4 separate regions of the Homo sapiens genome follow, and all the other regions are linked to region 3. The links are chromatin contacts, found by Hi-C or POLR2A ChIA-PET in ENCODE. All regions are on one chromosome and are shown on one strand. Each heading gives the region's core, a stretch centred on a gene start or an enhancer-like site at or near the end of the contact. The rest is flanking DNA. Distances are from core to core; before and after follow the strand shown. Region 1 holds the start of TMEM219 (transmembrane protein 219). Region 2 holds the start of KIF22 (kinesin family member 22). Region 3 holds the start of ZNF764 (zinc finger protein 764). Region 4 holds the start of SPN (sialophorin).

Evidence for each region. A loop is a pair of places that touch in the nucleus more often than their neighbours do. ChIA-PET counts read pairs that join two places held with the same protein, here RNA polymerase II (POLR2A). Pooled maps may share reads with other maps.
Region 1: a loop to region 3 is called in a pooled map, with 4 times the contacts of the local background. The contact joins the promoter of TMEM219 here to the promoter of ZNF764 in region 3. A Hi-C loop is called at or near these places in 1 of 37 single-sample maps with no recorded cell type and 6 of 50 pooled maps.
Region 2: a loop to region 3 is called in a pooled map, with 5 times the contacts of the local background. The contact joins the promoter of KIF22 here to the promoter of ZNF764 in region 3. A Hi-C loop is called at or near these places in 1 of 50 pooled maps. POLR2A ChIA-PET finds 5 or more read pairs at or near these places in 2 of 52 experiments (WTC11 and activated CD4-positive, alpha-beta T cell).
Region 4: a pooled map shows a loop between it and region 3 (4-fold over the local background). The contact joins the promoter of SPN here to the promoter of ZNF764 in region 3. A Hi-C loop is called at or near these places in 2 of 50 pooled maps. POLR2A ChIA-PET finds 5 or more read pairs at or near these places in 2 of 52 experiments (T-cell and activated T-cell).

The regions. Positions count from the first base shown.
Region 1 is chr16:29,960,037-29,963,701 of GRCh38, forward strand. TMEM219 (transmembrane protein 219) reads left to right here and starts at 2,043. Exons shown (of 6, transcript NM_001083613.2): 1 at 2,043-2,096; 2 at 3,071-3,272; 3 at 3,364-3,553. The coding sequence starts at 3,108. RefSeq lists an enhancer at 1,416-1,525 and a silencer at 1,876-2,325.
Region 2 is chr16:29,788,933-29,792,356 of GRCh38, forward strand. KIF22 (kinesin family member 22) reads left to right here and starts at 1,819. Exons shown (of 14, transcript NM_007317.3): 1 at 1,819-1,897. The coding sequence starts at 1,828. RefSeq lists an enhancer at 1,230-1,629.
Region 3 is chr16:30,556,882-30,560,501 of GRCh38, forward strand. ZNF764 (zinc finger protein 764) reads right to left here and starts at 1,493. Exons shown (of 3, transcript NM_001172679.2): 1 at 1,106-1,493; 2 at 852-965. The coding sequence starts at 1,301. RefSeq lists enhancers at 381-942, 1,483-1,622.
Region 4 is chr16:29,661,442-29,664,767 of GRCh38, forward strand. SPN (sialophorin) reads left to right here and starts at 1,806. Exons shown (of 2, transcript NM_003123.6): 1 at 1,806-1,875; 2 at 2,254-3,326. The coding sequence starts at 2,288. RefSeq lists enhancers at 521-570, 1,211-1,290 and silencers at 1,471-1,530, 2,791-2,910.

The sequences.
Region 1 (3,665 bases), core at 793-3,292, 600 kb before region 3:
AGATTGGGCTGTTGTTGAGTTGTAGGAGTTCTTTATATATTATAGATATTAACCCCTTATAAGATATATGATTTGATATTTCCTCTCATTCTGTTGGTTGCCTTTTCACTGTCCTTTCCTTTTTTTGTTTTTGTTTTTTGTGGGGCAGAGTTTTGATCTTTTGCCCAGGCTGGAGTGAAGTGGTGCAATCTCAGCTCACTGCAACCTCCACTCCCCAGGTTCAAGCGATTCTCCAGCCTTAGCCTCCGGAGTAGCTGGGATTATAGGCGCCCGGCACCATGCCTGGCTAATTTTGTACTTTTAGTAGAGATGGGGTTTCACCATGTTGGCCAGGCTGGTCTCAAACTCCTGACCTCAGGTGATCCACCCGCCTCGGCCTCCCAAAGTGCTAGGATTACAGGCTTGAGCCACCGTGCCCAGCCTGTTGTGTCCTTCGATGCACAGAAAAGACTCTTTTCTCTACTGAACGCCCACAGCACCCTTGTCAAAAATCATTTGACTAGTCAGGGCACAGTGGCTCACGCCTGTAATCCCAGCACTTTGGGAGGCCGAGGCGAGAGGACTGCTTGAGGTCAGGAGTTCGAGACATGCCTGGGCAACATGGCAAATGGCAAAACCCCGTCTCTACACACAATGCAAAAGTTAGCTGGGCATGGTGGGTGGCGTGTGACTACCGGCTGTCTCAACTACCCAGGAGGCTAAGGCGGGAGGATCTCTTGAGCCCAAGACGTCCAGACTGCAGCGAGCTTTGATTGTGCCACTGAACTCCAGCCTGGGCGATGACAGAGCAAGGCTCTGTCAAAAAAAAAAAAAAAAAAAAAAAAAAATCGGCCGGGTGTGGTGGTTCACGCTTGTAATCCCAGCACTTTGGGGGGCCGATGCGGGCAGACCACGAAGTCAAGAGATCAAGACCATCCCGGCCAACATGGTGAAACCTCGTCTCTACTAAAAATACAAAAATTAGCTGGGCGTGGTGGCGTGCGCCTGTAGTCCCAGCTACTCGGAAGGCTGAGGCAGAAGAATAGCTTGAATCCGGGAGGCGGAGGTTGCAGTGAGTCGAGATCGCGCCACTACACTCCAGCCTGGCGACAGACTGAGACCCCGTCTCAAAAAAAAAAAAAATCATTTGTATATGCGAAGGTTTTGTGCCACAAACTTTTGTGGCTGTTGATACAAACGACATGGCCTCTGCCTTAAGGAAGCCACAGTCGAATTAAATAGATTCCGTTTCAAGTAGCATCTGTCCTGTGTGCTTAGTGGGCACTGGGCCCATGTTTTCCCACATTTTACCCTTTAAGCTTCTGATCCAACCGGTGAGATAGATAGGATGATCCTCTTTAGTAGAGGGGTAAGCTTAGTCCCCTGAGAGCGCGGCTATGGCTTATGCGAGGGTACGGACAGTCAGGATTTGAACCCAAAGTTCCTGGCTCCATGTGTCATGCTACCTCCAGTCAGATGTTCTCACCTCCAAAACTTGGGCAGAAGTGAACTGAGATGCTCTCTACTGAGCAACTCTTCAGCTCCAGCATCCTATACATTAAGGAGTCACTAAAAGTCAGGGTCCACGAGAAAGGTGCAGATCGGGGTGCACAGAAGAGCGGAGTCCAAAACACCACTCCCAGCCCCAGTGGACAGAGTCCTCAAGTGGCAGCCCTGCAACTCTGAGCGGATGCCGAGTCCTCACCGGGAACCCGGGCGCGGCTGGTCTGTGCTATTGGCGCGGGTAGGGGACGCACAGCCCAAAAATGCCCGCGACAAGCTTCTGGGGCAGTTCTCGCCAGTCTCTCTGGAGGGAGCCTACGGGTTCTGCGACGTTTCTCGCACTTGCTCCCTGGCCTCGCTCCCGTTTCCACCCCTCCCACGGAGGTTTTCCTTTCTGGTGGCTCCTTCCTTGGGTGTCCCTTTGGTACGCCCCCACCCTGGCGGTGAGCTGCGAGGCTGGCGCCCGCGTGGCCACTGCGCATGCGGACCCGGCCGCGGGGCGGGGCCGCGCGAGGAGGAGGGTCGGGGACGGAAGCGCAGAGCACGGACCCCGCCCCCTCGCGGCCCCGCTCGTGACGTCGCGGGGGGCGCCGGCCTCCGCCCGGCCCCGAGGGGTAAGAGCGAGCGGCTGGCGGATCCGACGCGCGAGACCGGGAGGGGACGAGGGCGTTGCAATCGTTCGGGGCGGGGGCTTTCCGGGGAGGGGGTGCTCAGGTGCACCAGCGGCGGCGGACCCTCAGACTCTGCCCTCCCCTCCCTTTAACCCCCTTCCAGCCGGACGGGAGGCGGGGCAGGGCTGAGCATTTGTGACACCTACATTTCCGTGGCTCCCTTCTTTTCCCCCGACCCCTGTTTATCTCTTCGCCTTCCAGAAGTTCTTTTCCATCAGGCCGTCGCACCTTGCGTGGGAAGGAGCACCCCACTTGGAAGCAGGAGGCGGGGTTCAGATCTTGGCCCTACCCCTCCTGTGTTAAAGTCCGCGAGCCTCAGTTTCCCTCACAGTATTTTTTGCCTCGCCTTACCCGGTTTTGAGGATCTGTACGAGAAAGAGAAAGGAAGTGGACATTTGTTGAATTCCTGCATGGCCAAATACCACGCAGACTGCTTCATCCGCCACGTTTAATCCTTATTACTTGGTGTTCTCAGAACTCCCATTTCATGGATTCTTAAGCTCACAGAGTCAGTGAATAACAGAAAGGGATTCAGATCTAGCCGTTTAGCTGCACAGTGGAGTTCTTCTCCAGAGTCTTCCCTTGTCTGGGCTCTGGCTGGAACTATTCCTCAGCCAAATCCTCGCCCCAGAACAGTGCTTCCTGTTTCTCCAGCTGAGAAGTCTCCCTTTCAGTTTCCTTCTTCCAGCACGGAGTACACTGCTCTGCCTCCACTTAGATTACTTCAGAAATGAAATGCAGCAAATATTTATCCAGCAGTGCAGGGAGTTGAACTTTTGGAGTCGGGAACCTTGGATTCTTGTTCTGGCTCTGCCACTTACTGTGTGGCCTTGGGAAGTCCTTTGTCTTCTCTGAGCTTTCTTTTCTCTTTGCGTAAAAGCGGTGCTCTTGTCCCATTCTCCCTCCCTGTCTTCCAGCAGGCTCTCCCCGGAGGCTCAGCCCCCTCTGCTCCCCATGGGCAACTGCCAGGCAGGGCACAACCTGCACCTGTGTCTGGCCCACCACCCACCTCTGGTCTGTGCCACTTTGATCCTGCTGCTCCTTGGCCTCTCTGGCCTGGGCCTTGGCAGCTTCCTCCTCACCCACAGGACTGGCCTGCGCAGCCCTGACATCCCCCAGGTAAGTTCCCCACCCCCGTACCCGCTCTTCCTTCCAACCTAGACAGGCTTTTGCTGCTAATCTCATCTCACCCGTCTTCTTTTGCTCACAGGACTGGGTCTCTTTTTTGAGATCTTTTGGCCAGCTGACCCTGTGTCCCAGGAATGGGACAGTCACAGGGAAGTGGCGAGGGTCTCACGTCGTGGGCTTGCTGACCACCTTGAACTTCGGAGACGGTCCAGACAGGAACAAGACCCGGACATTCCAGGCCACAGTCCTGGGAAGTCAGATGGGATTGAAAGGTGAGATCAGAGGCTGGGTGTGGTGGCTCACGCCTGTAATCCCAACACTTTGGGAGGCTAAGGTAGGTGGATCATTTGAGGTCAGGAGTTCAAGACCAGCCTGGCCAACATG
Region 2 (3,424 bases), core at 569-3,068, 770 kb before region 3:
AGGCGGAGGTTACGGTGAGCTGAGATTGCGCCACTGCACTCCAGCCTGAGCAACAGAGAGAGACTATGTCTCAAAAAAAAAAAGTGCACACCTCTCTGGTTTTTAGTATGTTTATTACGTTACGCAGCCATCATCACTACTTCATTCCAAAATATTTAATATTTCCATCACCCCCAAAAGAAACTCGTTATATCTATTGCTGTAGTGCCAGCTCCTCAGCCCCTCACCATCCCCTGGCAACCACTACTTAGATGTCCTTTTTATGTCTATGGGTTTTTTACTGTAATTTTTAAATTCATTAATGTCAACTTTAATTTAGTTTCACTTCACACACAGTATATACGGCCAGGCCTGGTGGTTCACACCTGTAATCCCAGCACTTTGGGAGGCCAAGGCGGGTGGATCACTTGAGGTCAGGAGTTTGAGACCAGCCTGGCCAACATGGTGAAACCCTGTCTCCATAAAAATACAAAAATTAGCTGAGCGTGGTGGTGCACACCTGTAATCCCAGCTACTCGGGAGGCTGAGGCAGGAGAATCACTTGAACCCAAGAGGCAGAGGTTGGAGTGAACCGAGATTGAGCCACTGCACTCTAGCCTGGGAGATGGAAGTGAAACCCCGTCTCAAAAACAAAAAAACAAAAACCCTCATATACACAAAACATCTTTGGAGGCCTCATTTTTAAAAACTGTAGTGGGATCCCAAGGCAAAACGTTTCAGAAACACTGATCTAAGATTTGTGTTTTTTGTTTTGAGACGGAGTCTCACTCTGGCGCCGTGGCTGGAGTGCGGTGGCACCATCTCGGCTCATTGCAACCTACACCTCCCGGGTTCAAGCGATTCTCCTGCCTCAGCCTCCCGAGTAGCTAGGACTACAGGCGTGCCACCATCCCCGGCTAATTTTTGTGTTTTTAGTAGAGACGGGGTTTCGCCATGTTGGCCAGGCTGGTCTCGAGCTCCTCACCTCAGGTGAGCCTCCCGCCTCAGCCTCCCAAAGTGCTGGGATTACAGGACTGAGCCACCGCGCCCGGCCCGTGTTTTGTTTTGTTGTTCAACAGGGTGGAACATAATGTCTAAACCTGGGCCCTACCTACCTGGTGCTCAAAAGTGGAATGACCGTCCCTAGCCAACCCTTCAGAAAGGACAGAGAGCTACTCAACGGACTGCTGTACTCTTAAGGACTGGGAACCGGAACCGTGGGTGAGTGGGACTGAATCACAGACTAAGCGTTTTCCACGCTTCGCCGACGTGCTGAGTGCCAAGTTATAAAGACAGGAACATCCAAGCTGCTCTCCTGGGCTGACACGGACGCGAGGGGACCTACAGTGGCCTTGGGCCCAGCAGGCAGCGACTGCAACGTGACTGCCCAGAGTCCAGCCCCTGGGGCCCAGATCTACAGAACCGACCAGACGTGATAGCCCTTTGGCTGGGGCTGCAGTCCCACGATCCACACAACGACCCTGGCTCCGCAGACGCGCCAACCACCCACGGAGGCAAGAAACTGCAGAAAGTAAAGGGAAAGGGAGCCCAGTGCCGGGCGGCGCTGAGCAGCTCCCCCAGCGGCCACCGTCGCCAACATCCCTGCGTAGGGGTTTGTATCGCAGCGCGCTTCCAGACATCAACGGCTGCGCGGCCCACGCGCGCGCATGCGTCCTGACCAGGGGAACCTTTTCTTGGGGACCCGGAGGCGAGCGCTGGAAGGCGGGATAGTGGCGACCCACACGCAGCAGCTTCCGGCGGCGCGTAGTCTTGATTGGTGGAACCTGGGAGAGGGGGCGGGGCACCGGGGAATTCGAATGGGAGAGGCGGGCCCAAGGAGGGAGTGGAATGGCCGCGGGCGGCTCGACGCAGCAGAGGCGACGCGAGATGGCGGCAGCTTCAGCGGCGGCGATCTCAGGTACTTGAGCCCGGCCTGGGCAAGGCGGGTACCGACGTCTGGAGTTTAGTGGGAGTTATGTGTCGGAGTGTGGTCCAGGCTCTGCGGGTTGTCGCGGAGAGGCGGCCATGGCGCAGGGGCGGGGAGAGGGGGACGGTGAGAGTGTGGGGTCGCGAGCCGGTCGCCCCGCCTGGCTCCTGCCTTCTCCCTGTTTCCTGCTCTCCCCTTGGGTCAGTAGACTCGGGTCTCCGGTCCAGGCTCTTGGCTTGAACCCCGCGCACTTTTTCTTTGTGAGCTTCGGTTTCTTCGTCTGTGAAACGGGGGTCATGGCCTCATCCCTGGAGATCACCTGAATAAGCAAGAGAAGAGTGGCGGACGCTCTAGCCACGAGGACGAGAAGAAGGGAGCCGGAGGCGTGTATTGGGAAGGGTTCTGTGTGGGACATGGTGTTTGGGTGCAGAGACATCCCTGAGAGATGCAAGAGGACGGGCTGAGGAACAGACCCGGCTGCTGCTGGGTTTGAGTTGGCAGCGTAAGATGCTCTGCGATTACAGGAAAACGAAATAAAAGACTAAAATTTCCTTTCACTCTAGCATGGAAGTGAATGCTATTTTAGGGTTGGAAAGGCTGTTAGGACACCCAAAATCTTGTATGTGAGTATTTGTTTACATGTGCCTCTCTAACCCGGAGACTTAATCCTCGTTAGTGATGATGGTGAGCGCCATAGTAATTCACTGGAGCCCTCGTTAGCCTCGTGGGGAAACAGACATTTAGGAGAATGCCTAACACATGTAGAGCTCTTGCTATGTGCCAGGCACAGTTGTAGGCATTTTATGGTGGTGAACCATTTATTGTCCACACAATGCTATCAGGTTGTTACTATTACTGTCTTTGTTTTACACAGGAAACTGAGGTTAGTTTGTTCAGAGTTAACACAACTAGTAAATATTGGGGCTTGAATTCGCTCTCAAGGAGTCTGAGTGTAGAACCTCTGCTCTTAACCATTATGCCCAAGTACATGTTATCCCTGCTGGCTGAGCACAGTCTCCCCTTACCCTTCGAAGATGCACTGTGTCCGGTGCATGGTAGATATGAAAATGCCTGAATGAATAATGTCCCTTCCTCGAGGAATTTACAGTCTGTTTCAATAGAGTGTCACATACGTAGATGTAATACGAAACACAATGAGAGATGTGTATAAACTGAGGGTGTGGAATCTGAAGTAAGCCCTTGAGTATTCTGGGAGGACTTCATTAAGGGAGTGAATGATACTTGAGATGGGTTTCAAAGGTTGGATAGGAGTTTGCCAGGCCTTGACTAAGAAGACAAGAACAGCAAGTGTTTTCTTATTTATGATGTAAGATGCTCTCTTAGCTCAATTTCCTCATCAATAAAAGGGAGAAGAGTGAATGAAATTTAGGAATTGTGAAAGAAGGGAAAATTAATAATTGCTAGCCTGGTCCAAGCTCAAGGTTGCTTTTATCATGAAAGGGCTAGACTCTTGTGCAGTAAATAATTGTTTACATGTGGCCCTCCCCTCTTCCCTCC
Region 3 (3,620 bases), core at 243-2,742:
ATCCCAGCACTTTGGGAGGCCGAGGCGGGCAGATCACAAAGTCAGAAGTTCGAGACCAGCCTGGCTAACATGGTGAAACCCCATCTCTACTAAAAACACAAAAACAAAATTAGCCGGGCGTGGTGGCGGGCGCCTGTAGTCCCAGCTACTGGGGAGGCTGAGGCGGGAGAATGGCGTCAACCAGGGAGGCGGAGCTTGCACTGAGCCGAGATGGCGCCACTGCACTCCAGCCTGCGCGACAGAGGAAGACTCTGTCTCAAAAAAAAAAAAAAAAATTAAGCAGGCTTGGTGGCGGGCGCCTGTAATCCCAGCTACTTGGGAGGTTGATACAGGAGAATTACTTGAACCTGGGAGTGGGAGGTTGCAGTGAACTGAGATGGCACCACTGCACTCCAGCCTGGGCAACGGAGTAAAACTCTGTCTAAAAAAAAAAATTACCCAGGCTTCGTGGCGAGCACCTGTACAGTCTTAGCTACTCTGGAGGCCCAGGTGGAAGGACTGCTTAAGCCCGGGAGTTCCAGGCTACAGTGAGCTATGATGCCGCCACTGCACTCAGCCTAGACAACAAAGCGAGACCCTGTCTCTAAAACAAAAACACCAAAAAAAGCCCCCAGAGTGTAGTGACCACGCAGAGGTGAGGACTCAGAGGCGGGTATGGCAGGGCCAGAGCCCCCATCACAGCTCCTTTCTAGGCTGCATCTGGGAGCCACGCAGGGGCTCAGCCTCGTCGTCGCAGTTGAGAAGGCAGTTCAGAGAGGAAACTGCTAAGCAGGTAGCTGGAGGTGGCAGAGGGTACCGGGATGGGACAGGAACAGAGAAGTCCCCATGGGACTGAGCACCCGATACTCCACCTGGGTCCGTTTGTGTCTGACATTTCGCCACCTCCGGATCCTGGGCAGCCGGACCCCACAGTTCGGCCTCCTCCTCCACCCAGGAGATGAGAGCTGGCTTGTTGCCTCCGATTCCTAGGGAAGAAGAACGCAAACCCCACGCTGCGGGGAGGCCACCTGCCCGGCCCCGGGGCCCCCAACTTCACGCGCAGCTCCCAGAGGCGCGGCAGGGCCTGTGGGGGCGCAGGGCTCAGGCGAGCAGGTGGGGCTCTCACCGAGAGCGCTCAGGTGGCCGTAGGTCTCCCGCATCACGTCCCGGTACAGGGCCCTCTGCGCTGGCCGCAAGCAGCCCCACTCCTCCCGGCAGAAGTACACGGCCACGTCCGCGAAGCTCACAGCCCCCGGCTCCCTCCACTCGGGTCCGGCCCCGTTTGGGTCCCGGGGAGGGAGCGGGGCCAGAGGCGGCGCCATGGTAACTGTCAACCCCGACGACGGATCGGCTGCCTCCCCTGGCCTGGCCTGGGCCTGCGGAACCTCCTGCGCCCGAGAAAGCCTCCCCGGCCCGGGCCCAAGGGAAGGAGGGAGGTTACTAGGGCCCCCGAGGGCGCACTAGAGGGCGTGGAAACTAACGGTGCCGATGGCAGCGGGTGTATAATCAGAAATGGAATATGCCCTCATAAAAAATGGCGGCGGCGCGGGTACTCGACCTTTGCCCCTACGCAGTCGTGCCCAAGACAACGCCCCCGGTATCTCCAGTCCGCGTTCTCTCCGTACCCTCATCCAAAATGGCCGCGGTGACTAATACAGAGGCCGGCCTTGAAAACTAGCCGCGCATGTTTAGTCCCCGGCCCGGCGAGGCGGTGCAGCAGAGAGCTCCGCCCCGGCCCGGCGAGGCGGTGCAGCAGAGAGCTCCGCCCCGGTTTGCACGAACAAAAGAGCGCCTCGCGGGAGTGAGCTGGCCTCCCGGCCTTACTGAACTCAGGCATTAGTTTTCGTTTGTGGACCGTTTTATAATCGGGCTCCAGCTCATCACTCTCTCGTTTTGTCCTTGTTATCTCAGAAACAGGGCAACAGCAGTCTCTTCCCAATGTTGAGTGTAAAAAAACCAATGGAGTGGGCGTGGCGCAGTGGCTCACGCTTGTAATCAGCAGTTTGGGAGGCCGAGGCCAGCGGAACAACTGAGGTCAGAAGTTCGAGACCAGCCTCACCAACATGGTGAAACCCCGTCTCCACTAAAAACACACAAAAAAACAGCCAGGTGTGGTGGCGTGCACCTGTAATCCCAGCTACTGGGGAGGCTGAGGCAGGAGTATCGCTTGAACGCGCGAGGCGGAGTTTGCAGTGAGCCGAGATTGCCTCACCGCACTCCAGCCTGGGCGACAGAGCGAAACTCTGTCTCAAAAATAAAAAAGAAAGAAAGAAAGAAAAAGGAGTGGATACAGGAGAACCTCCTCCATCGTAGGCTTGTTGGGGCCTGAAATTCTGGAAGTTTCTAGATGGCGGAGGCAGTGGGGAGAGTAGGGTAAGGTTGAGAAAGTCAGAGGGTCCTCTCTTCTAGGAGCTTCTCCCATGTGCTGCTCAGGACGCCTCCCAATTGCCAGTCTCCCTGTAGCTGCAGCCGGGCTCTCACCTCCCCTCACATCCTGCCCCTGGACAGATGGCCCAAGGCTCCTCTACTCAAATCCAACTCATCCCTTTCTTGCCCCAATCTGCTTCCCCTAGGGTCTTTATCTAGTAAATGTCACCAACTCTCCCCCAGACCTCTCTCTCACTTTCTGATGGTCTATTCTGTGCTCCACGTGACTTCATACATGTCCTGTTGTAGCAGGACAAGCCACAGACAAAACCCCTCAGACACCGAGTTGAAGGAAGGGTTTTATTCGGCTGGGAGCATCGGCAAGACTCACATCTCAAAAACCGACTCCCCGAGTGAGCAATCCCTGTCCCTTTTAAGGGCTCACAACTCTAAGGGGGTCCCCGTGAGAGGGTCGTGATCCATTGAACAAGCAGGGGATATGTGACTGGGTGCTGCAGGCACTGGTAATTAGAACAGGACAGGACAGGACAGGGATTTTCACAGTGCTTTTCTATACAATGTCTGTAATCTATAAATAACAAAACTGATTAGGTCAGAGGTCGATCTTTACCAGGCCCAGGGTGTGGCGCCAGGCTGTCTGCCTGTGGATTCCATTTCTGCCTTTGAGTTTTTACTTCTTCTTTCTTTGGAGGCAGAAATTGGGCGTAAGACAATATGAGGGATGGTCTCCTCCCTTACTGTGTATGGGAGTCAGAGTTGCCTCCAACTGCCTTTTAGCTCTTGGTGGGCTCTTTAGTTGAATGTAGGCCCAGATTGAGAATCGCCTGTAATGCTAACTACTGGGAGGCAAAGGCAGGAGGATCCCTTGAGCCCAAGAGTATGAGATCAGCCTGGGCAAGTTAGTGAAACCCTATCTTCAAAAAATAAAAATAAAAATAAACTAAAGTAAAATAAGAACAAATGAATTGACAGTGGACAAACGAGAAAATTATACCAATTGTATTAGTTTTACATGTACATGGGGATCTTCACAAGAGAGGGAAGTCAGAAAAAGTGCCCAAAGCCAGGTGCTTTTATATTTTTTAGACAAAGAACAATAAAATTTCAGTGGGCAGACGCGGTGGCTCATGCCTGTAATCCCAGCACTTTGGGAGGCCGAGGTGGGCAGATCACTTGAGGTCAGGAAACCCCGTCCTTACTAAAAATTAAAAAAAAAAAGGTAGCTGGGGGTGGTGGTGGGTTCCTGTAATCCC
Region 4 (3,326 bases), core at 556-3,055, 900 kb before region 3:
CCTCATCCCCCCTGCAGAATGGGCACCCCGTTACCTTTCTGAGCCACTGTGCGCAGAAAAGAGAGCATGTTGGCCAGGCTGGTCTCGAACTCCTGACCTCAAGTGATCAGCCTGCCTTAGCCTCCCAAAGTCCTGGGATTACAGGCGTGAACCACCACGCTCAGCCTCTGAATACTTTGTACTCAAGCCATTTTTCAGTGCTGTGTTTGCAGTGAGCACACCCGAGGGATGAAGACACGTCTCCCTGTGGGAACCTGGGCTTACCAGGGCCCCTAGAGGAGGGGAATCTCTCAAGCTCAGAGCTCTATGGCTGCGGTGCAGGCCCACTGTGTGCATGGTGTCAGTCTGGGCCCTTCCATGTTGCCCCCGTGGGACTTGGGGTAAGGGGAACTGATGCAAACATCACGCTGCTGTTGCTTGGTGTGAGCAATTAATTCCTGTGGCTCTCACCCAGGAGTCTCATGTCTTTGGGTCAGACAAACTCATCAGCTTGTAGAAATGGCACAGTCCCACGGGCCTGTTAGAATCTTCTATTGTGCACATGTTGCTCTTAAAATATACAAATCAGTTTTGATTTTAAAAAATTATTTATTTTTTTAGTGATAGGAGTTTTGCTACGTTGCCCAGGCTGGTTTCAAACTCTTGGGCTCAGGAGGTCCTCCCACTTTGGCCTGGACTGCCAGCATAATGTATCACCACACCCGGGACTGATTTTCGTTTTTCAAGAACAAAAACCAAAAACATACACAAACCGAGAGTCAAAGCTTGCTAATTAGAGGAAAGTCAGGAAATGGGAACCATTCAAAGAAGAAAATACCCCCACCTCCTACTCTCACCTATCCAAAGACAATTAGGTGAATCCCTTAGTAGATATCTTTCCAGACGGTTTTCCATATAGATTCCCATATCTGGCCAGGCGCGGTGGCTCACACCTGTAATCCTAGCGCTTGGGGAGGCTGAGGCGGATGGACCACCTGAGGTCAGGAGTTCGAGACCAGCCTGACCAACATGGAGAAACCTCGTCTCTACGAAAAATACAAAATTAGCCGGGCACAGTGGTGCAAGCCTGTAATCCCAGCTACTCAGGAGGCCGAGGCAGGAGAATTGCTTGAACCTAGGAGGCAGACATTGTGCTGAGCCGAGCCAAGATCATGCCATTGCACTAAACTCCGCCTTAAAAAAAAAAAAAAAGATTCCCACATCTTTACTAGTTTGCAGAAATAAGATCCTAGCATATGCAGTGTGTAGGAACCACCTTGGTTTAGCCACGTCTCTGTGACTGGGGGCCACTGTGGTGACCCCCAGCTCCCCGGACAGAGTCAAGAGCTCACCAGCCTGCAAAGGTTTTCACGGCCCCCAGCCAGACTCGGGGGCTTCCTCTTGCCCTGCTACTTCCTGGGAGCTCTGAGGGCAGGAAATGGCGCCACTCAGCTCCTGGCCTAACAGCTTGGGGACCACAAATGCAAAGGAAACCACCCTCCCCTCCCACCTCCTCCTCTGCACCCTTGAGTTCTCAGGCTCACATTCCCACCACCCACCTCTGAGCCCAGCCCTCCCTAGCATCACCACTTCCATCCCATTCCTCAGCCAAGAGCCAGGAATCCTGATTCCAGATCCCACGCTTCCCTGCCTCCCTCAGGTGAGCCCCAGACCCCCAGGCACCCCGCTGGCCCCTGAAGGAGCAGGTGATGGTGCTGTCTTCGCCCAGCAGCTGTGGGAGCAGGCGGGTGGGGCAGGATGGAGGGGTGGGTGGGGTGGGTGGAGCCAGGGCCCACTTCCTTTCCCCTTGGGGCCCTGTCCTTCCCAGTCTTGCCCCAGCCTCGGGAGGTGGTGGAGTGACCTGGCCCCAGTGCTGCGTCCTTATCAGCCGAGCCGGTAAGAGGGTGAGACTTGGTGGGGTAGGGGCCTCAGTGGGCCTGGGAATGTGCCTGTGGCTTGAAAAGACTCTGACAGGTTATGATGGGAAGAGATTGGGAGCCATTGGGCTGCACAGGGTCAGGGAAGGCCAGGAGGGGCTGGTCACTGCTGGAATCTAAGCTGCTGAGGCTGGAGGGAGCCTCAGGATGGGGCTGATGGGGGAGCTGCCAGCATCTGTTCCTCTGTCATTTCTGATAACAGTAAAAGCCAGCATGGAAAAAACCGTTAAACCGCAGGTTGGGCCTGGCCGTTGGCAGGGAAGTGGGCAGAGGGGAGGCCCGGCCAGGTCCTCCGGCAACTCCCGCGTGTTCTGCTTCTCCGGCTGCCCACCTGCAGGTCCCAGCTCTTGCTCCTGCCTGTTTGCCTGGAAATGGCCACGCTTCTCCTTCTCCTTGGGGTGCTGGTGGTAAGCCCAGACGCTCTGGGGAGCACAACAGCAGTGCAGACACCCACCTCCGGAGAGCCTTTGGTCTCTACTAGCGAGCCCCTGAGCTCAAAGATGTACACCACTTCAATAACAAGTGACCCTAAGGCCGACAGCACTGGGGACCAGACCTCAGCCCTACCTCCCTCAACTTCCATCAATGAGGGATCCCCTCTTTGGACTTCCATTGGTGCCAGCACTGGTTCCCCTTTACCTGAGCCAACAACCTACCAGGAAGTTTCCATCAAGATGTCATCAGTGCCCCAGGAAACCCCTCATGCAACCAGTCATCCTGCTGTTCCCATAACAGCAAACTCTCTAGGATCCCACACCGTGACAGGTGGAACCATAACAACGAACTCTCCAGAAACCTCCAGTAGGACCAGTGGAGCCCCTGTTACCACGGCAGCTAGCTCTCTGGAGACCTCCAGAGGCACCTCTGGACCCCCTCTTACCATGGCAACTGTCTCTCTGGAGACTTCCAAAGGCACCTCTGGACCCCCTGTTACCATGGCAACTGACTCTCTGGAGACCTCCACTGGGACCACTGGACCCCCTGTTACCATGACAACTGGCTCTCTGGAGCCCTCCAGCGGGGCCAGTGGACCCCAGGTCTCTAGCGTAAAACTATCTACAATGATGTCTCCAACGACCTCCACCAACGCAAGCACTGTGCCCTTCCGGAACCCAGATGAGAACTCACGAGGCATGCTGCCAGTGGCTGTGCTTGTGGCCCTGCTGGCGGTCATAGTCCTCGTGGCTCTGCTCCTGCTGTGGCGCCGGCGGCAGAAGCGGCGGACTGGGGCCCTCGTGCTGAGCAGAGGCGGCAAGCGTAACGGGGTGGTGGACGCCTGGGCTGGGCCAGCCCAGGTCCCTGAGGAGGGGGCCGTGACAGTGACCGTGGGAGGGTCCGGGGGCGACAAGGGCTCTGGGTTCCCCGATGGGGAGGGGTCTAGCCGTCGGCCCACGCTCACCACTTTCTTTG